Linked DNA regions of Homo sapiens: region 2 is linked to region 1. A link is a loop called in an ENCODE intact Hi-C map of the cell type or tissue named here. Cell type or tissue: thyroid gland. All regions are shown on one strand. Each heading gives the region's core, and the rest is flanking DNA. Links, peaks and the distances in the headings are about the cores only. Region 1 has its middle 28 kb from the start of SEC24B. Region 2 overlaps COL25A1 (collagen type XXV alpha 1 chain).

What was found. Hi-C counts contacts between places; a loop is a spot of excess contacts. Peaks named below come from ENCODE experiments on the same cell type or tissue, not always from the same donor. Only the 100,000 strongest peaks of a DNase experiment are listed, where the experiment ranks them.
Region 2: a loop joins it to region 1, with 4 times the contacts of the local background. A loop is called at or near these places in 80 of 110 quality-filtered maps.

What each region holds. Positions count from the first base shown.
Region 1 is chr4:109,399,967-109,411,810 of GRCh38, forward strand. No RefSeq gene overlaps it. Among named protein-coding and RNA genes, the nearest start is that of SEC24B, 28 kb to the right of the region's middle. In thyroid gland, for the core only: a CTCF peak has its summit at 6,574; no DNase peak of the experiment used is centred there.
Region 2 is chr4:108,828,444-108,840,287 of GRCh38, forward strand. It overlaps COL25A1 (collagen type XXV alpha 1 chain), which reads right to left. Exons shown (of 38, transcript NM_198721.4): 32 at 3,937-3,990. Among named protein-coding and RNA genes, the nearest start is that of ETNPPL, 71 kb to the left of the region's middle. In thyroid gland, for the core only: a CTCF peak has its summit at 6,539; no DNase peak of the experiment used is centred there.

The DNA of each region.
Region 1 (11,844 bases), core at 1,724-9,723:
TTATAAGGATACCTGTCACTGGGTTTGGTCTCCATCTGGATAATCCAGGATAATCTAATCTCAACATCTTTAATTAAATAGGCAAAGACCCCCCCCCTTTTTTTTTCTCAAATAAGTTAGCAGTCATAGGATCTGGGGATTAGAAAGTAGAATATCTTCTTTGGCACCACCAGTCAGGCCACTACAGACGTCAAGTGATTATGTTGAGTAGACAATGAGGTATATGAGATTAGAATTCAGGAAAGTGATCTGAGTTGTAAATATGTAAATTTGGAGTTATCATCTTATAGATGTTTTTAAGCCATGAAACTGAAGGAAATCACTTAGGAAGAAAAGGAAAGGCATAGGGACCATACCTTGGAGCCCAATATAACTTAGAGGCCAGAAAAACAATAAGAACCCAGTAAAGAGAAGGGAAAATATACGGCCCATGAGAGAGAAACTTGTCTATTTTGATCACTATTGTTTTGCCTTTATTTTAAATGGCTCCTAGCATCTAGAAAACACTCCAAAAAATATTTCTCAAATAATTATTTTTGATTGAGTGGCCAGCGAGGTAAGAAAAAAAAAAAAAAAAAAAAACCAGGCAAGTGTGGAATCCCAGAATTCAAGGGAAGAAGGTTATTTTCAAAAAGGGACCGTTCCTTTTCTGGTTGCAGAGCTGCACAGTAGGCACTTTTGTCCTCACCAGCAGCCCTGCTGTCCAAGGGCCCTCTGCAGTCTATGTGGGTCTTGGTGCACCGCAAACAGGCCAACACTTTCAACAAGGTGAACGGATGGCTCTGGAAATGACTGAGCCAAGCAAACTGCAACAGTAGCAGAATCTGTTCTGCTTCTGGACAAAGACCAATTCACTGGTATGCCCATGGGTCAAATGGCCTAGATTTACAAAATCTGCCAGTTGATCTCCAGAGCCAGAAAAACATGGATGAGGCTTCCAAGAAGGAGACTGAAGACATCCTCACCCAGTACAACCAGCCCCTACTGCCAGCTGACCCCCTCACTGCAAATCCAAGAAGTTCAGAGGCCCCGGTGGCTGTGTTGGCCACCAGAAATCTTACCAATAAGCCCTCCATGAGAAACAGGGTTCACTTTTATATTAAACAATGATTGTGGGATTTTAAGGTTTAAAAAAGGGGGAAAGGAGGGACTCTTTCAGGTTAAGATGATGTGAACATACACACCTATTTTTCTCCCTCCTAAAACCCCACGGAAGAATAATAAATGAGTTTTGTTTTATACCTAAACCTACTAGTGTAAGGAAAATAGTAAAGGATGCAGCAGCAACAAAATTTTGGAAGTTGGCAAGCTAACCAATGTGTGATAACTGATTTAACACTCCTGAGAAACCCACATCCCTAGCTGGCAGCAAGGAAAGTTCAAAACCAACATAATTTGCACCATAGTCTTCAAAACGATCAGAAACTGGCAACACTGGAAAAATCTAAAACTGAGTGTAAAAACAGGTTTCTAAATAAGGAGATGTGGGTAAAGTTGTTTGAGAAGCAGTTAGATTCCCAAATCCCTGACCCCAACCTAGAGGAAACAGAGGAGGGATGTCTTGAGAGTAGGTATCTGGTGATCGCACATCTAGTGCTAAATGCAGACAACCCTAGTCTTCTTCCCCAATCCGACTCCCAGAATGCTGGCAGCCAGAGCTTTATCCTCCAGAAAGGAAAGAGAAAAACTCTTTTCTGCAGAATCTGACCTGCTTAAGAGCAAGACCTAGATACTAACTGCAGAGGTTCCTCTACAAATGGCCCACCCAGATTCCACTTCAGTGAAGATCAAAGTTAAGTCTTTCCCACAGGCTCAGTGTGCCCATCAGTTTTTTAGTCTCACACTTTACTGATCATGAGCAGAGAGCAAAGGAATTAGACACTCGATGAAGAAAGCCTCTATCAAGAAGATGGAACCCAAAATAAGCAAAGAAAAGAAGGCAACTTTGGAGGACAGAGAAGCTTCAAAAATATGTTATCAAAAAGGAAAAGAGAGAATATATTGCATCCGTGAAACAAAAACAAGATACCACAAAAAAGAAACATGCAGAAAATTAGAAAAGTACTCTAAGACATTAAAATATAATAGCAGAAATGGAAACTGTGATAGGTGGGTAGGAAGAGAAAGTTGAGAAAATCTGTCAGAAAAGTGGAACCAAAAATCAAAGTGATGAAAAACAGAAAGGAAAGAAAGTTAGAGTACCATTCTAAGAGGTCCAACATCTGAGTAATGGGGCAAAGAAATCATCAATGAAACAATTCAAGAACATTTCTTGGAAGCAAAGAACATGAGATTACAGATAGAAAAGGCCCACAGAAAAACAGGCACAATGGACATATCATAAAATTTCAGAACTCTAAGAAGAAAAATAATTTCCTAAACTCTCAGAGAGAATAAAACTAATTACATGCAAAGGATTGGAAATATGATCCTTTATCTCTTTTAGAGAAAAATACTGAATATTTACAATAAAACAGAGTAATTCTGGATTTTGATTTAAAATAATTGAAAGTTGGCCATGTGTGGTGGCTCACACCTGTAATCCCAACACTTTGAGAGGCCGAGGTGGGCAGACTGCTTTAGCCCAGGAGTTTGAGACCAGCCTGGGCCACATGGCAAAACCCCATCTCTACAGAAAATTAGCCAGGCGTGGTGGTGCACACCTATAATCCCAACTACTCAGGAGTCTGAGGTGGGAGGATTCCTTGAGGCCAGGAGTTCAAAGCTGCAGTGAACCATGATCGCACCACTACACTCCAGCCTGAGTGACAGAGCCAGACCCTGCCTCAAAAAAGGAAGTAAATAAACAAATAAAATAAAATAATTAAAAGGTCAGAAGTGGGGGATGTGCTGTAGAGGCAATGCAACTGGCTATACATTGACAATTGTGGAGTGATGGGTACATGGGAATTCATTATATTATATATTCATCATATAATTCTCTTTGAACATATTTTAAATTTTCTATAATACAGAGTTCTTTTTATAAACAAAGAAGGAATGATAGGAATGATTTAGATTTCTTAGCAACACCGGAAGCAAGAAGACAATGAAGCAATGGCTTCAAACTCCTGAAAGAAAACTATTTCCAAAGTAGAATTCTATACCTAGACAAACTGTAAATCAAGTGCAAGGGAAGTGCCCAAACAGATGAATCGGCCTTAGCTGAATCAATGGCTGTCCATCCATTTCTCTTGGAAGTAAGACAGAGTATTTGGATACTGAAACAAGTAGGTTTGTATATTTGATAATGGAAATAGGAGGTATTTCTCTTTAATGTGCTTCTGATTGCTTTACTTTGAGGAACTCATATCTAATGGAAAACATGGATGTATAAACAGGTAATGTTTATGTGTACCAAAACAAAATATACTAAGTTCTCCAATAGAGCTATGTTTAGCAGCTTATGGGACTCCAGCTTTGTGCCTCAAGAAAGGATTTATGGAGCTAGTAATGCCCGAGATAAGCCTTAAAGAATGTATAGCAGTTACACAAGTAAAGAAGGAAGGAAAAAGTATTCAAGGTGGTGAAATCACAATTAATAAAGGCATAAAGGAATAAAACATCATGGTGTATGTAGAATACTAGCACAGAACCAAACACAAGGTTGGGCCCCGTGGTTCACGCCTGTAATCCCAGCACTTTGGGAGGCCAAGGCAGGAGGATCACTTGAGGCCAGGAGTTCGACAACAGCCTGAGCAACACAGCAAAACCTTGTCTCTACAAATATTTTTTTTAAAAAAACTAGCTGGGTGTGGTGGCATGTGCTGTGGTCCTAGCTCCTCAAGAGGCTGAGGCAGAGGATCGCTTGAGCCCCAGCAGTCAAGGCTGCAGTGAGCTGTGATCATGCCACTGCGCTACAGCCTGGGTGACAATAATGCTTATTGACATGGACCTGGCATATCTAGTGAGACTAGAGATCATAGATGAAATTGGAAAGTATTATGCAGCTATTGGTTATCTGAATGTTGGGTTTATTGTCATGAAACAGCAGAGTCAGGAAACAAGGTGTTGGCCAGGCGCGGTGGCTCACACCTGTAATCCCAACACTCTGGGAGGCCGAGACGGGCGAATCACTTGAGGTCAGGAGTTTGAGACCAGCCTGGCCAACATGGCAAAACTCCATCTCTACTAAAAATACAAAAATTAGCCAGGCATTGTGGCACACGCCTGTAATCCCAGCTACCCAGGAGGCTGAGGCAGGAGAATTGCTTGAACCCGGGAGACGGAGATTGCAATGAGCCAAGATCTCACCACTGCACTCCAGCCTGGGTGACAGAGTGAGACTCCAGAAAAAAAAAAAGAAAGAAGGAAGGAAGGAGAGAAAGAGAGAGAGAGAGAGGAAAGAAAGAAAGAAAGAAAGAAAGAAAGAAAGAAAGAAAGAAAGAAAGAAAGAAAGAAAGAGAAGGAAGAAAGAGAGAGAAGGAAGGAGGGAAAGAAGGAAGGAAGGAAAGAAGGAAGGAAGGAAGGAAAGAAAGAAAGAAGAAAGAAGGAAAGAAAGAAAGAAAGAAAGAAAGAAAGAAAGAAAGAAAGAAAGAAAGAAAGAGAAAGAAAGAAAGAAAGAAAAGAAAGCAAGAAAGCTAAAAACTGTATTCTGCAGTAGAAGTTAAGGATCTAGAAAGTTTAGGAAACAACCAAGATGGTAAGTTCCTTAAGATCTTAAATGTAAACTGGTAGAAGTCTCCTACCAGTGGACTTCTACACTCAGTCTTAGGAATAGTCTGGATGGCTCACAGTTCACAAATTTGTTTACTAAGGTTGAATTTAGCCCTGGCTTATATTTCATTTATTTAATTCAGCAATGTTTATCATCATTTATTCATTTGCCAGTTGATTCTACAAAAAATTTTAAGCACCTATTTATATAGACACTGTTGACATAAAACAGTCTTTGTGGTGTCTATAGTCCAATGAGAGAGGCAGATGCTAAAGAAATATAGGCACAATTAATACATAAAAGGCATTTTTATGTGGCACACAGTCCATACCATATGACCCAACCAGAAGGTTCAAGTATTTCAGTACAATTTAGGTCAACTTCAATATTAAAAATACTTCCTAAGTACAATAGTAATTTTTAGTGCATATTATAAACAAGGGCCAAGAAAAAAAAACCCTAATTTGATCTTTATATTTGTTAGTTCTTAATGAAAATACTAATTGCTCTTTACCCATTTCTGTGAAACTCTAAATTTTTATTTGTGATGAGTCCAGGTCTATTGGATAGACTTTCAGCATTAGTAAAATGACAGAACATATTACAGGGAAAGTATAAGAACATACAGATTCATTTTCTTTTAAGCTTGGAAACAGGATTCTTTGACTCAAATAGGGCTTCTGTTTGGTGAATTAATGGGTCACCATAACCAAATAATTGTAAGTCACAATTTAACTGAAAACCAGAGAGTAAAAATAGCAAAGACTAAACATATAACATCCTTCTTTCTTCATCTTTGCTTCTGAAAGGTGTGTCTTTCCTGAACTATGAATCACTGCCACAGACTTTGCAAATTTGTTCCATAAGAGGGAAGTACCAGAGCAGCAGTAATGTTCTCATCGCGGGCTTCGCTGCTTCGGAGGGAAGAGGGGCACAGCCTATATAGTTTGGATAACTCTCATTCCCCACAGGTCGCATAAAATGGAAACTGTTAAAACATAAATATTCTGCATTGTTTCACATTACCTTTACACAATAACTGTGACGACTATACTAATAGCAGGCATGATCTTATTGCTTCCTTTCCTTCTTAAACTTGAGTCTTGGGTATCATCATAATCAACATTCTAAAGCTTCCAACATCTCAATCCTAAAAAGTAAATGAAAGCATGGTCCATAAAATTTACAGCTTATGTTTAGTATTTTGGCAACTATTGCTACTCCATAGGCCTGAAAGTAAAATAAATAGGGCTTGAATTTTGAGTCGAAATCAAAATTAAGGTTTTCTTTTTCTTTTATGACTTGGCTTGCTACAGAATTCTGATTGCTACAGAAAAAATTCTGAAAAATATTTGGTAAAATTCTGATTGCTAAAAAATTTTTATGAAATTCCCAGATTAATAATTGTTATTTTAGCCAAAAGTTTTTCAACATTGTTAAAATATAGCATTGGCTAAAGTCTCTCTCTCTATGTGTATGTGTGTGTGTGTATGTATATATAGATGCACACAGACTTTATTTATAATTTTTGCATGCCCTAAAATTTCCGTTTATGTATTCTTTCTGATTGTTTTTCCAAAAAATTAACACCCACATTGACTTATTAGCTTCTCTCCTAAGATAATTTTCTCTCCATATATGAAACAAAGTTGAAAAAAAATAGCTTCTTTTACATCATATAGTAATAATTTCAGTATCACATATTTTCTTCTTTGTCTTCCCAATAACAATTGCTTGAACAATGATGATAATGAATTTGTGGGTGAAATTATTATTACTTTGTGCTTCTTTACCCTCTTTTGTGTAATTAAGGGTACAGTGTACTTCTTTACCTTCTTTTGTGTAATTCAGGGTACAGTGTACTGTTTTACCCTCCTTGTGTAATTCAGGTACAGCAGCACCACATAGTGGACATTTTGGTACTTCTCCGTGAAGAATCATTTCGCTTACCTTCAAAGCAATTGGTTTGCTTTAAGGAATGCAATTTGTGTGGATATTGCTGATGATTATCTCTCTTAATATTGCTCTGGTGAGCCAACATGTGAAGTTACAGATTTCACCTAATATAAGAACAATAATCAGCCTCACAGTCATTGTGAAAAGATAAAAGAGAAGTATTTTAAAATAAGTGTGAAGATACATATAAGTCTGTGCTTCAAATTTACTATGTAATACTAATTATTTCCTAATGTATACTTTGTAAGGGAAGCAAAGCCAATGCTTAGATTTTAGTAATAATAATTCTCAGAGTAAGCCATTCATCCTCATCCATATTCCTATATATCTATAGAAAGAGGCCTAATAGAGGTAATTGTTGCTGTTGTGATTAAATCAAGGCACAAAGAAAAAAATAATGTATGCTATCCCAGGAGTTGATATGTAAATCCAGTTAGCAAAGAGAAAAATTATGCTAATATTAACATTGTCATTTTTTTTGCCACAGTAAGTCTGGATTTGTCAGACATCAATTAAAATCAGGGTGTGAGCAAGGATTTTACACATTCATGGAGAAACATAAAGAGCTGCCATCTAAATGCAATAATACAGTATTTAACATTGTTCTAATAGTCACACCACTTTTTGTCCCAGAATAATTTATGCTCCCTGACTCAGCATACAACTCCCTGGCTAGATTGGAACAGAAACAAACTGACAACCCAGAGAGGAAGCATTGTGTAGAAGGGACAACTCACCCACAGCCCCATGCTTTAGGGGCTTCAGCCAGTTTGTTCATAGAATCAGACTCACTGGAAATATTCAGGACTTAGAATGGTGCAAGGCGAAAAGGAGCAAAGGGAGTCATTTGCAAAAGATAAAAAACACAGTCACTTCTACAGAGTTCAATCATGCAATCACTTGTTGAATTAACCAGACAACATTTCTCAGTTAACGTCTACATGAAAAGCACTGATCCAGGCACTATGGACTATAGAGCAGGGGTTGGCAAACCACAGCTAGTATGTGGCCTGTTTTTCTACAGCCTGTGAGCTGGGGATGAATTTACATTTTAAAAGATTGTTTAGAAAGGGGACAGACAGAGTAAAGAATATATGACAGAGATATTTTGCCAGCAAAACCTAAAATACTGACTATCTTGTCTTTTACAGAAAAAGTTTGCTGACCCCTGCCATCGAGACAGATTTAACACTCAATAAACTTAGAGTCTAGAAAGGACACTAAAACATAACAATAGAACAAACTCAATAACTTATAACTTTCAACCATTTACTGTGTGTTCAGAACTGGGTTAAGGCTGGTTGTGATGGGTGATACCTGTCATCTCAGCACTTTGGGAGGCCCAGGCCGGAGGATTGCTTGAGCCCAGGAGTTTGAGACTAGCCTGGGCAATAGAACAAGACCCCATTTCTACAAAAAATATCAAATAAAAATTAGCCATAAGAGGTGGCACATACCTGTAGTCTTAGACACTTGGGAGGCTGAGGCAGGAAAATCGCTTCAACCCAAGATTTTGATGCTACACTGGGCTATGAATGCACCACTGCACTCCAGCCTGGCTGACAGAGCTAGACCCTGCCTCTTAAAAAAATTAATTAATTAGTCTGGGCGCAGTGGCTCACGTCTGTAATCCCAGCACTTTGGGAGTCCACGGTGGGTGAATCACAAGGTCAGAAGATCAAGACCATCCTGGCCAACATGGTGAAACCCTGTCTCTACTGAAAATACAAAAATTAGCCAGGTGTGGTGGCGTGCGCCTGTAGTCCCAGCTACTCAGGAGGCTGAGGCAGGAGAATCGCTTGAACCCAGGAGGCAAAGGTTGCAGTGAGCCGAGATCGCACCACTGCGCTCCAGCCTGGGGTACAGAGCGAGACTCTATCTCAAAAAAAAAAATTAAAAATTAAAATAGAATTGGGGTAAGTGTACTATATTCATTATTTCATTTAATCTTCACCAAAGAAAGTATGAGGTAGTTATAATTATTATCAATTTAACAATGAATAACCCAAGACTTAAAAAGGCTAATAAATAAGATCATGTAAATGACCAAATCTGGGATTAAAATCTAGGCCATCTAGCCCACAGCACTTAACCACTCAGTTCAGGTACATAAATAAGAATGAAAAAAAGAGTAGAGAAATATAAAACTATAATATACTGCAGCAAAACAGAGGTGGCAGATAACACTTCCAGAGGGCTGTTCAGGGAAGATCCTTGGACATGGTAGTTTTTAAGTTGGGCCTTGGAAGATGCGAGTGATTCAGATGCCTGACATTGCAGGGAAGGGCAGTCAGCTTTGGAACTGCCTAGGGGCAGAAGCATGGTGGGTGTTGGGGAGCGGTGAGCTCCCCACTGAGCAGAAAGAGAATGTACAGGAAGATACTACTGGGAGATGAGTAGGAAACCTCGGTTAGAGCTAGACTGTGGATGGTGCTGAACAAAGGAAAAATGGGGAATTTAAATAAATGAAAGTGACTGGACATTTATGACTAAACAGTTGACACAATCAGCCCTGTACTCTGGGGAGATTAATCTTACAAGGGTGTTTTGGATGGATTAGAAGAAGAACTAGAGACAGGAAAATAAATGAGTAGGCTATTAACAATAATCCAGGTCTGAGATTGATGAAGACCTGAACTAGAGTAGAGACAGTGAAAACAGCATGCTAGAGAGGAAAATGTATTGTTAAGGTCTCCACCTACCAAAGCCACTCACTAAGTAATGCAAGAGGGAAAAGATAAGTGGTCTGGCAACGACAATCCCCCCACCCCGCTTCCTCAGACCCCTAATAAAGGCTAAATGTTGTCTTCTTTTGATAATTGTCACTAATTTTTCCCCAGCCTTGTGCCACCACACTACCATGCATAAACACATACACACGGGTACAATATACACGGACATCAGTTTTACTGACTGAAGATCCCAATATTGGTTATCTTGATAAAGTCAAATTTACTTTAATGGAATTTCACCTGAATAAAAATGTCCATGTTTTGAGGTTGAGTGGGGAGGTAGGGGAAACAATGCCACACAGTATGATTTACCGTGTTTACAATCCACAGGAATTGCCCTCTACATGGGTTGTGACATCTATACCCAAATCGACAACTCACACTTCAGACATATAGGCCTTGGTTTAATGAATCTGTCACTTTAAAACATGGACTCTAGGCCAGGCATGGTGGCTCACGCTTGTCATCCCAGCACTTTGGGAGACTGAGGCAGGAGGATCACTTGAGGTGAGGAGTTCAAGACCAGCCTAGGCAACATAGTGAGACCCCATCTCCATAAAATTTTTTTAAAAATTAGCTGGGTGTGGTGATGTCAACTGTAGTCCTAGCTACTCAGGGAGCTAGGACAGAAGCATCGCTTTACCCCAGGAGGTCAAGGCTGCAGTGAGCTATGATGGTGCCACTGCACTCCAACCTGGGTGACAGAGCGAGACACTATTTCAATTTTTGTAAAATTAAAAAATTAAAATTAAAATTGAGTGTCTATTCAGCAGGGGAAAGAAGAGAAGGTTCAATCTCTGCCCTTGAGAAGCTAAGAGTTTAATAGGCAAATGGAATATATATGCCAAATAAATACAGGACATTTTAATAAAGCAACATGTTAATGCCATCAAATTGTATTCCTTTGGAGGACTTAAGGCATGTATTCTTTTTCTGAATAGCTGAATAATCTGAACAGGTGAGTTTACCCATTGTTTCATTCCCCATTTACATGTCCAACCTCTTTATTTCAACCTCCCTGAATAAACTTTTTAAAAGGCTACTCACTACCATCACTCCTTAAACAGTATTTGGGCCTTGCTGGGACAGATTGGTGGTGAGTCCATAACAAAGGGCAGGAAGTGACTCGGTAAATCCTTTTTTTTTTTTTCTGGGACGGAGTCTCACTCTGTTGCTCAGGCTGGAGTGCAGTGGCGCGATCTCAGCTCGCTGCAAACTCCGCATCCTGGGTTCAAGCAATTCTCCTCCCTCAGGCTCCCGAGTAGCTAGGATTACAGGCGGCACGCCCAGCTAATTTTTGTATTTTTAGTAGAGACGGGGTTTCACATGTTGGCCAGGCTGGTCTTGAACTCCTGACCTTATGATCCGCCCGCCTTGGCCTCCCAAAGTGCTGGGATTATAGGCGTGAGCCACCTCACCTGGCTGTGACTTGGTAAATTCTAGGGACTGACCAAAGCCAAGCATAGAATGGCTTTGTTATCCCAAAATTGTGATTACTTCAAGCCACGGTGGAGAGATGAAAATGTAGATGAGAGGAAAAGCAAATTCAAAAGCCAAACATGGCTATATTAAGCATTGAGGTGAAAGAGTAGGGTGAGGACCCAAACCACTGGCAACAACACTGGAAGCCAAGAGAGTGAGAGAACGGAATGCAGGGCAGTGGAGCTGGTGAGTCAGGCATCTGAGACAGAAGGTCCTTGTTCTGTAAATGTGCAGTGAAGTCTTGCCTGGCCTACGTGGAGAGAGGAGCCCCTTAAAGGTGACACCAAACTGGACAGCCACAGTCTACTGATCATTAATGTGTTCTGGATTGGGAGATGTTACAGGACAGTGGGACTAACAAATCTAAGTGCATGCATGCTGAAATGATGACAAATAGCAAAAGTGTCAATATAATCAAACAAAATAAATCAGGTATATTCTCGTAGGGGTGACTTTGCACTCGGATTTCAAAGCTCATATTCTAGGCCTTCTTTGCTATTGTTGACTCACCTGGTCAAATTGTCAACAGCATGCTATGGGCTCCTTTCTGCACCAATGTGCCTTTGAATCCCAAGTACCACTGCCCTCAATGTTTGAATCATCTTTGAGCCTACAGGTTAGGATTCTTGGTAGTAAAGGAAGAAGGCAGATTTTTTGAGGAGCTATTCTGGGAGCCTTCTTGTTATCCACTGGACACTGCTTATTTCACTTGTGGACTTACAATGTAGCAGCTGTGTTTCGATTTCTCCTGTAAGGCTTGCTGCAGAGGAATATCATCAATTAAAATGGACAAAAGGAGAGCACAAATTACTTTACCAGTTACCCCTAAGCTGACAGTCTGTAGATTACAACCAAATCTTAAAGTGTTTTCCCGGTCAATTGTACTATTCCATAGCTCTTAAGTGTCTATTTGAAGACCTAAAGCAGGTGATGTTTTCGGCCCAGATCCAGAGTTTAAAATTTGTGTAATATAATGTAAGTCTACCTACAGTTTTATGAGAATTTCTGTTAAGCTTT
Region 2 (11,844 bases), core at 2,358-10,357, 570 kb before region 1:
GGGTTTAAAAACTTTCAACCCCTCTGAATGCCAGATAAGGTAGGTATATGTTATCTTCCTCACTTTCTCTCTAAGTGCCTATTTAAATAGAACAGCTTTCCCCATCTTACACGATATTCTTGAACACTTATAAAGAATAAGTGTTATTGGAGGTAATCTTGTGAATAGAATAATTGTGATGATAAAGAAAGAGATGTTCTGTATTTCAAATGGTGTTTTCTGCTGCTGCCATCTCCAAATTGAAGTGTTTGTCAGTATTTAGTAGGAAAACTTCAGGAGTAATGGTGATTTTATATGAGTAGCCAAACAGAAAATCTTATCTCCTTTTATCATACCCCTGAAGGAGTTTAAAGGTTAGCAAATCTTTTTTCTTGGCAAAACGCCAGGTTCAGCTGATAACAGTGCCTGCAGAGCCACCTGATATGCCTGTGTTTCTCCAGATTCCCGTGTGAGCAAATTTCAGGTCCCTGATAGCATTTTCTTTATCTAAATTTGAGGGGTCAGTGGAACTAATTAACACTGTCACCTAGAGGCAATATGGTATGGGTGAGATTACTGAAAATAAATACGATAAAAGTTTGAACTTTTATTCATTATTACTTTACGGTTATTACCAAAGCAGAAGCAATTGCACTCAGCACAGTGGCCAGATTTTAAATGAAACATTAAACATTTTTTTAAGAAGGGAATTTCCTTAATTTGTTAAGAGACATCTATAAAAAATATCTACAGCATATTTCTTAATAGTGAAATATCAAAAACAGTCCCTTTAAGAATGGAGCAAAGGACGGGCGCAGTGGCTTATGCCTTGCACTTTAGGAGTTCAAGGCAGGAGGATCATTTGAGGCCAGGAGTTTGAGACCAGCCTGGGGAACAAGGTGAGACCCTATCTCTAAAAAAACAACCAAACAAAATAACTAGTAAGGTGTGTATGTGTAAGTGTGTATCTATCTATCTATCTATCTATCTATCTATCTATCTATCTATCTATCATCTATCTATCTGTGTGTGTGTGTGTGCGCCCACACACGCACGTGTAGTGGGAGGTGAGAGTTTTAAGGGAGGAGCCACATAAACTGGACTATGTCTAGTTTGAAATAACTGAAATAACTCCACAGATTAGGGTGGGTCTAATTGGAAAAATCTCCATAGATTATTTTGATATAACCATTCCCTTCTCACTTGAGAATCTTGGCTTTGTCTTATTCTTAAAACAAATATACTATGGCTTATTTGAATAAAGCTGTCACTAAAACAGCTGTCTGTGAAACTACTCTTCTAGAACAGCCCACCCCCAAAAATTACTTAAGCTATTAACGACAATTCCATTTCTCTTGCCAGTGACTGCCTCAGAAATGGACAGCTGACCCAGTTCTGGCAAATGAGGTGTCAGGGGCATCAGCCGGGAAGCTCTGGGGAAGGTTCCTCTCTGCTCAGGAAGAGACATGAGGTAGTCTCTCTGTTCTCTGCCAGTGTCTCACCAGAGAGGATGCTTGGACCACTGTGCCCAGCTTGTCCGTGGTCAGAAGACAATGCCAACATGTGGAAAAGGGCTCCCAAGCAAAACCTAGAGTCCTCCTTTGAATATTTTCTTATATAAAATAATGTATTTCTTTATTGTGTAAGCCATTTTGAATTTGTCACTTAGAGCCAAAAAGCATTCTAATGATTCGAGCTTGAAAACTTTTAGGAATGAAATATTAACACGGGGATTTGAATGTACAACTCCTTTTCCTGGATTAAGCAATTCCAAAAGTATTTTTCAACCTCTCAAGCTTAACACATTTATAGAGTTCCAAAGCCAAATGAAGAAATCAGCTAAGGTAGGGAGGATCAGATGCTTGCAGAGTGGAATATTGATGCTGTCAATCATACACTTGAAAATGTTTGAATAACATTGGCTGTCAAATGTGTGGTTTCTTTTAGGTTGTTCTAATTTCATTCGGGTTCTTTAATTTGCACATCAACACTGAGGCATTATCCTAGAACACCTCCCTTTGCCGATTCTGACTTCTTTAAAATTTGAAACTTTTTCAGGAGAGTCCAGATGGCGCCTCTATCAATTAACTCTGAGAATCACACTCCAGTTTAGCACTTCCAGTGAGGGGCACTTGGAGAGTACTGATATATGATCCAGTTAAGATAGTTAACATGCTGAGTAAATACAAGAGTAACACTTTACGCTGCACACCATTTGACTGAAACTATGCCTTCAAAATTCTTAGCAATTTCATTTGCTCTTCTGGTTAATTCTGCTCCAGCACTGAGACCTGATACTCTTGTGACATTGTGGAGCTATCGGAAGTAGCAGCTGATTTACCACACGGTAAACCCTCTTGAGCCCCAGGGCATTCTGCCAAAACACTGCCTGAGATTTGCTGCTCCATTTTTAGTACATGGGCTGGGTTTCTTCATACAATGCTTGAAAGCCAATCTGCATCAGCAGCGTTGAGGCTTTTAGCTTTTAAATATTTTTAATTAAGATGATCTTCAGAAGTCATTGGTTTGATCTTAGAAATATGACAATTGCACATTCAGATTACATGTTCCCTTAGAACTCATCTCTTTCTACAAGCATTCTTGGATAAAGCCAATCTTCATCACTGTACAGCTTGTACTATTTGTATTATTTTGGCCTCATTCTCTGGTTATTTCCTTCATGCATTTTTTTTTCTCTGCAATTAGATTGTAAACTCTTCTAGGTCAGGAAGAATAGCTGTTTTTTTTGCAGCATTCAGTATATATTAATAAATATTAATAAAAATATTAATAAAAGACCAAGAGATAATTAATCAATTATAATGGTATTATTCAATGTACTGAAGCAAATTAGCAAAATAGGCTTTACCTAAGTGGGAGGAGAGTTTCCATTTCACACTAGTAATACCATGCTTTGCACATAGTAGCATTTGGTAAATATTTCCTGAATGAATGAGATCACTCTACAGAACACAGAATTATGGAATTGGAAGGTATGTTAAAGAAATGACTACTGGCCCTCTTTTTTTAAAGCAAATTATCTCAGACTGATGAAAATCTATCTAGTTTTTAAAAGACCACAAACTTGCACAGTGAATCATTCCGACATTTTGAAGACTTCACTATTAAAATACTTTCTTTATATCCTCTCCTGGATGGTAGGGAAATTGATGACATAATTCCACTCAGACACACAAAAATAATTCTAAGATTTCCAAGGTGAGGAAAAGAAATAGTGGGAGAAAAACAGAAAGAGAGAGAGGGGGAGAGAGAGAGAGAGAGAGAGAGAGAGAGCGCATGCATGAGAGGGAGAAGAGAGAAGAAAGTTCCAGACAGATGACCATTTATCTTCCATTCTGAATGTCTTTTTTCCCCCAAAAGATATGGAAACATGGCCTAGCAATAGAGAGGTTAGTGAAAGGTTTTCATTTTATAATGCACTGAAATTATTTCCTTATGGTTAAAGAAAAACAGCCTATCCTTTAGCTTTAAAAAAGGGGGAGCATTTGTAACTGTGCAGAAAAGAATACTTAGGTTTCATTATTTCCTTTGGAAAAAAGTTATAACCTGCTCTGAATGAGTACAGTAGCTTTATATAAAAGATTATCAACCAGAATACATACTCCGGAAATTTTAGCTCCATTGACTTCGACTTTCTGGATAAAGGCCAAATGAAAATATCTTCCTTATGGGTGAAGGAAGAATCATCTGAGCTATTTATTTTAGCTATGTAAATGTATGTATTGTTTTTATTAAGGCAGCCGTGTTCTATTTTATGCTCTGTGGTTTTCTTCTCTCAATATTAGGACTCTGAATAGAACTTAGGATGGTATCTCTTTTTATTTAATATTAGATAGCCCTTTATTTCTTCTGAAAAATGAACAGTTAAATTAATATGGAAAAGCCATGCTCTGTGTTTTCTTTAGTACAAGCTTAATAACCTCAGCAACAACTTACTCTTTCTCCTTTGGGACCTGCAGGGCCATGGGGTCCCATAGGACCATCTGTACCCTAAAAAAAAGATAATATGAGATATATCACAAGGGCTGCAAGAATAGCAGTTATAATTTATCCTGGATTTTTCCTAGGTGAATGGTGCCTAAGAATATCAGTAAGACAACTCATCTCCTTTCAAAGTGCTTTATGCTTGATTATTTCAGGCCAGCGGTTTTCAAGAAACTCATGCAAAAAGGATGAAGTATATAACTGCATGTTTCAATGAAAGGCACACACGAAAAGCTGCATATCATATTTAATTATATCTTTTTCCTCTGACTAAATAAAGCATCACTGGCTGGGTGCGGTGGCTCAAGCCTGTAATCCCAGCACTTTGGGAGGCTGAGGTGGGTGGATCACCTGAGGTCAGGAGATTGAAGCCAGCCAGCCTGGCCAACATGGTGAAACCCCGTCTCTATTAAAAACACAAAAATTAGCTGGGCATGGTGACGGGTGCCTGCATTCCCCTACTCGGGAGGCTGAGACTGTAGTGAGCCAAGATCGTGCCACTGCACTCCAGCCTGGGCAACAGAGCGAGACTCCGTCTCAAAAAATAATAAATAAATAAATAAATAAATAAATAAAGCATCTTCACTTTGCCCCATAATCTTAAGAAGAAAAATGTAATTGTTTTTCCTTCCTGTCACCTCTTCCTCAAGCCCTTTCTCTACACCCACTGCCACCCTTAACCGGGCGTGCTCTGAACTCTTGTTTTCAGCTGTTTAAGAGGCTTGAACTGTTACACAAGTAGAAGAAAATTATTAAGTAAATGAAAACAGTGTGTAACTGTTCAATCCAAAAACTTCCTGCAGCTCTGTTGGGGGCAGCAGGGGCTTACAGGAAAGGAATCATTCTTACAGATTCTGCGGCAGTGGCCAGTCACTAGGCTTACAACTCACAAACCAGGCAGCCAAGATGACTTAAAGGTATAATTCCCCTTTGTCCCCCTGGTTAGTTCAGGATTAGGATTTCTGCAGTAGAAGAGGTGATATTTGAATGAATGTAAGAACGCTGAGGTCCAGTGAAAATAATGATTGCCTGAAACAAGTTTTTAGAATTGAAAAGATGGGAATTTCTTTTAGATTCTTAAAACTGTAGCCAGGACTTCAAGTATACTTGCTCATTTCCAGTATGACTATGCTTAGATTCATAAAAAATTGATTATAATATTTGCAAATGTAGGAACTATTCCAGCATGATTTTTCTTTAGTATTCCCATTTCTGTTCTACTATTCTGGTTTATTCTGTGAGAGCTTTGTGATAAGAAAGAATTCAGAGTTTTAAATTCATTCTAATGTTGCTGAATTCTCATCAGCTTAACTGATATTTTTCTTACTGCCTGAATTCAAAGTTCACCTTCAGAAGACTTCTAAATACTGAGTATCTGTAGCTGAAATTTAAGAGCTGGAGCTGTTAAGAACCAAAGAAAAAAAGACAAAATGACAGAAGACAGACAAGTCATTTCTATGAACAGAAATTGAAAGTTAGTGCCAAGGAAGAAGTTACATTTGATGGACATCAGTCTAAAAGGAAAAGCAAGTTACAATAATTTCACATTATTTTAATCTCTTCAGAGGGCCGCTCTCATGGAATTGTAGGGGATGTCTGTCTATTGGTTCTGGAAAAATTCATGTGGAATTCTAAGACAATGAAGCCCATTAGTCTGGTCATTCTTCCCACCTAGCAAATTATCCAGACTTGAACACGAGCTTCACAAAGACATTCTGGCAGTTTAGCTGTTCTCCGGACAGAGTTGCAACCGTCCTCTGTCCACCTTTCCCCCTTTTGCCGCCATCTTTGTCCACCTTCCCCTTTTACTCCAGCTCTAAGTACACCCTCATCATTTGATGAGAGGACATGGAGCAAAGGGGTCTGTGCTGAAGCACATGATTCACAGCCACAAAACATGTCAGAGCAAGACAAGGGACTGACTCACCCGGGATCCTGGCTTTCCGTCTAAGCCAGATGCTCCCTGTGTGATTTGGTTGGTAGCAGGGTTGGTGGGTGTAACACGAATGACAAGAACAGAGATTAGTATGAGGTACCGATGAACAAATGTAACACTTCAAACAACATAATACGCAGTTACAGGGTTCTGGGATGAATATCACATTGCTACAAATTGTTAGTTAAAAAAAAAAAACACATGACAAACACCCCACAGATGATGGCATTTTAATGACATTTCTATTTGACAAGTTCTTATTTAGAAATCAAGCTAATGAAGTGTATAAACTGGGCTACAAAGTAGTTACTCATAACAGTTGCAGGCTTCTATCTAATTTCCATATGAAATTCATTTTCTAAAGACTGTGCTATTCACCATATATTTCTTTAGGTTCTGAAGAGAAAAGAACGGTAATTTCCTAAAAAAGCGCTCATTATAATAATCAATCAAATTTAGCATTTCAGAGGAGAAGAAAGAGCTCTGGTTATACTTGTTAAAACAGTATTTATGAATAACAAATACAGGGTTTTCACATGTTAGGATGACTCTTAGTGGATTTTACATGAACAATAATTACTCATTGTTTTCTGGGTTGTTCCTACTGTTCACACTACTTTCCACTAGAGGGACTTCTAGGAAAGGGAAAAAGCCAGAAAACAATGTGTGCGACCAAGCAAAAAATAACTTCCAAACTAAATTGTTTCTCAATTCCTTCAAATAATCTTTGCATCAAAGCCTGATGGGGGAAATAACTTTAAAAATCGAATGTTCTCAGACAATGCATGCTTTTCTTCACTTTGAACTCTAGGCTACAAATAAATAGCGTATGATTAAACAATGGCATTTTCAATGCTTGTTTCAAGAATAAGTACAATTATTTCTTTAATATGGTTTTTGTGTCTCAAAGCCCAAATATTTATTTATAGTCCTTTAAAAATATTGGTTAGACCAAGGAGTATTTAAGAAAGAAAATGCACTGGCCCTAAAAATTCTATTGTCAAGATTGCAGAACTATTTCCCAATTTTATGCTTCAGATGCAGTTAATAATACAGAATGGAAAAAAAAATCTATTCCAGATGAAAACTCTACCAATGATGTTATTCTACATACATTTTGAGTATTTTGAGTTTTTATTTTAAAATTTCTTCTGTATAATCCATGAGCCATACTATAACTGCAAAATACATACATTCTTTTTTTTTTTGAGATGGAGTTTCACCCTTGTTGCCCAGGCTGAAGTGCAATGGCACAATCTTGGCTCACTGCAACCTCCACCTCCCAGGTTCAAGCAATTCTCCTGCCTCAGCCTCCCGAGTAGCTGGGATTACAGGCATGCGCCATCGCACCCGGCTAATTTTTGTTTTTAGTAGAGACAGGGTTTCATCATGTTGGCCAGGCTGTTCTCGAACTCCTGATCTCCACTGATCACTTGCCTCCATCTCCCAAAGTACTGGGATTACAGGTGTGAGCCACAGTGCCCGGCTTACATACGTCTTTTTTTTTTTTTTTTTTTTTTTTTTTTGAGACGGACTCTCGCTCTGTTGCCCGGGCTGGAGTGCAGTGGCGCGATCTCAGTTCACTGCAACCTCTGCCTCTCGGGTTTATGCCATTCTCCTGCCTCAGCCTCCCGAGTAGCTGGGACTACAGGCACCCACCACCAAGCCTGGCTAATTTTTTGTATTTTTAATCGAGACAGGTTTCACCATGTTAGCCAGGATGGTCTTGATCTCCTAACCTGGTGATCCGCCCACCTCGGCCTCCCAAAGTGCTGGGATTACAGGCATGAGCCACCGTGCCCGGCCTTACATACGTCTTTTGTTAGCAATAATTACAATAAAAATATATATTGTTGTTCATTTGTTTAAGGCTAGCATAGGTACAGCTGTTAGCTAAATGTTGCATAAAAATTATCAATAGCCCTAAATTTTAAAAAAGGGCAGACTTTAAATAAATCAGATTGAAAGTTTAAATAAAATAGAAAATCCAAACTTTCTTTTGCCTTTTGATACCTTCTTCAGTTACATTATAACATTTGAAAACAAATGTAGGCCAGGCATAGTGGCTCACAGCTATAATCCCAGAGCTTTTAGAGGCCGAGGCGGGAAGATTGTTTGAGGCCATGAGTTAGAGATCAGCGTGGGAAACATGGCGAGACCCAATCTCTATAAAATATTTTTAAAAATAAAGCGCTTGAGCCCAGGACTTTGAAGCTGCAGTGAGCTGTGAGTGTATCATTAGACTCTAGCCTGGGTGACAGAGTGAGACACTGTCTCAAACAAAGAAAAAAGAAAATAAATGGGGAAACTGTAATAATTTTACACTGATAATATTATATCTACCTAGAATGCTGAAATAATGACTCACATATATTATAGAGGTTTTATGCCTATGGTCCATTGATCTAACTGGTGTGATTAAACCTATATTCTAGGCTGGGCTGGTGGCTCATGCCTTTAATCCTAGCACTTTGTGAAGCCGAGGCGGGTGGATCACCTGAGGTCAGGAGTTTGAGACCAGCCTGGCCAACGTGGCGAAACCCTGTCTCTACTAAAAATAGAAAACTTAGCTGGGCATGGTGGCATGCACCTGTAGTCCCAGCTACTCAGGAGGCTGAGGCACGAGAATTGCTTGAACCTGGGAGATGGAGGTTGTGGTGAGCCAAGTTGGCACCACTGCACTCCAGCCTGGGTGACAGAGAGAGACTCTGTCTCAAAAATAAATAAATAAAATAAACCTATATTTTAATACAAGGTTTATATCAGTCATTCAATAAATAAATAACTATTGACCATCATATGGTGGATGTATGTAAGGCACTTGCTATCAACTAGCGTGAAGTATAATAACCATGGCAAAAATGAAAAAGTGGTCATCAGCTTTTTTTTCCTCCCACATTTCAAATTGTGTATAAACTATATTCTGTTACTGATTTTATGTCATATTTTACTAATGTAATCTATATTGTTCTTTGTTGATTTGTATCTGTATTCACCAAATAGATAGCATATTAAAGGCTTGAAATTAAAGCCTCGTATTTAATAACAATTTAAAAAAATCTCCATTTAGTTGTTGTGGAAAGAAGGCTGACATAAAGAAAATGAAGAGCCTGGGGGAGATTCCTTCTTCATTAAAAATAAAAATCTCTAAACAACTGCAAAATACTTCTTTTATACGACTCACTATTGCCACAAGAACCTCATAACAGGGAATTTTCAAAACAAACAACATAAAACACGTAGAACATGATATGATTGATTAATGTAAGGAGCCACAGCATTGACCTCACTCCATCAACAATGGCCAATTCCATACCTGCCACCAACAGAGGGCTACAGTTTTTGGTATCCAAGGAGAAAAAACAGTTGAGGAAGCATTTTAAACTGCACTAGATTATAAAAAGTGTTTGGGAGAAACTATGAAATAATGAGCACAACACTTTTAAAAGAAGGGGACAATGGAAGAGGAATTGTCAGCCCTAAAAGAGGAAGGTTGGCATGTATGTAATTGAAGAATGACAGGACATTTATAGCATTGTTTGTTGTGGGTCTTCCTCTGACACAAGAGAAGACATCAGAGAAAACAAAACTGGGCTGAGCTCTGCTCTAATATAATATGTTTTCTAATTACAGAAACCTCAACAGTACGAGCTGCTGAGTAAACCAGAGTTATCATGTAGGGTAGAAAGAAAAATCTGAGATTTGCACTAAAATGGAAAGTTTTCTTTACTTACTGGAAGACCAAGGGGTCCTCTGTCACCCTTTTGACCTGGTTCACCCTTCAATCCTTTAACACCATTTAACCCTGGTTCACCCTAAATGCAAAAGCAAATGCCAATTTTGGTTGCTATTATGGGTGTTTAAACTGTGAGAGAAGAGAGCCAGTCTCTGAAATAGTTGCAGATTCCAGTTTTAGGAAACAGCAGAGTCAGGCTAGATTTGTCTTGCACGAAACATTAATTTTTAAAGTTAAAATAGTTACTAAACTGACATCAACAATTAATATTCTAGAAACCAAAACTCCCAAGAAAGTATGCTCCTTACAATAAAAATATGTATGGTTGAATTCCTAAATTTTTCAGTTCCATCTCAAGGAAATTCATGTTATACCACATTTTTATGATCAAATAATTCAAAGACAATCGAGTGGAGGATGCTGAAGAAGATTCGGTAGAAAAAAAAACCCACTCTGCTGGAATGGAAAACTGGAATATGCAGGACAGGGTTATAGACAGATATTTTAAGCCTTTAAGCATGTTGCCCAAGGGAATGAACTAAAAACGTAGCAGCTGATGTTTGAAGTAATGCCATTTAGCAAGTCCTCATTCACTGCCCTTGCCAAGTCAGATCCCTACATGGACTAATCAACAAATCACCAATCCCAGGAGAAAATATGAAGATCAAAGAACTTAGATGTAGTTTTACTAACTATCCATCTGCCCAGTGTTAGAATAAAGAAAGTATGAATTTAACTCAGCGTGACATTATAAAAGCCACGGTAAATGATAAATTCTTGACTCCATTTTTAAAAACCAAGGAATACAGTATACCTATTTTCCATCAGTAACGGCATGTTAGATATCAAGTTCTGACCTGTATACTTTTCAACTTTTAAGCGTAGACATTAATTTGCCAAGAAAATCTTGAAGGGCTTGTGAAAGAAAGATGATTTCAGACACAAATACCCTATAGAGTCTTGCTGGGTGGGGGCGGGAAAGGGGAGAGGCTATACTGACATGGCAGAAGGGGTTTTTAACCTAGGCAGTATTTACTCAACTTGCTTGATGATATAAGTCAGTGTAGCGCTTGTTAAACATAAAGAGTTCAGGGCCCCACCCAGTCCATGGTAACACAGAAATGGGTATCTTTAATAAGTCTCCCAGGTGATTCTTATCAGGAAATTCTGGGAAACACTGAGCTAGATTCATGCATGGAATCATGCTATATATTTGAACTTTCAAAGGGGGTTGCAAAATGATGAACACACTGGCATGGCATAAAAAGTTTTCAGGATTTTGAAGATAGGATGTTTGCAGTACAGCCACTATAGCAAGTCCAAATGTGTTGGTGTTGGTAAGACAGTATCCCGGGAATGCTATTGATTGAGGACACCATATTAAGGCCAAGGCTCAGTAGTCAGTGACTAATTTGAGATCCGTGGCTTTGCATGTGTGTGCACTTTCAGCACGTGGTCTTGAGGTACTTGAGGTTAAATCCAGTGACAGAAAGACCAAATTTCAAGTCTGGACCTAAGTTCTAGTCCCAGATCTGTCATGAACTAGCTGTGTAATTAGGGGCAAATAACCTAAACTGTTTGGGCCTGAAGTTTATCATCTATGAAATCAGGGAACTTGCATAGATATCTATGAGGTCTTTTCAACTTTATAATTATCTGAAACTTATGATTTAAGTAAGAATTAAGTTGTATGGACAAAATAAATTGTTGCATTTTAGAAATCAAAAGCATCTTGGGCATCTCCTAATCCAATGGTGATGGCATATCTGAATCACTTATGAAATTAAATATCTTGGTGGCATTATCCTTAGTCATTATGACCAGGCTGGTTTTTGGTGGCATCTTAAAATCCAAGAGTAGGGCCGGGCGCAGTGGCTCATGCTTGTAATCCCAGCACTTTGGGAGGCCGAGGCGGGCGGATCACTTGGGGTCAGGAGTTCAAGACCAGCCTGGCCAACATGGTGAAACCTTGTCTCTACTAAAAATACAAAAATTAGCCGGGCATGGTGGTGGGTGCCTGTAATCCCAGCTACTTGGGAGGCTGAGGCGGAAGAATCACTTGAACCCAGGAGGCGGAGGTTGCAGCGAGCCAAGACTGCACCATTGCACTCCAGCCTGGGAAACAAGAGCGAAACGCCATCTCAAAAAAAAAAAAAAAAAAAATCCATGAGTAGGAAGCATTGATTTA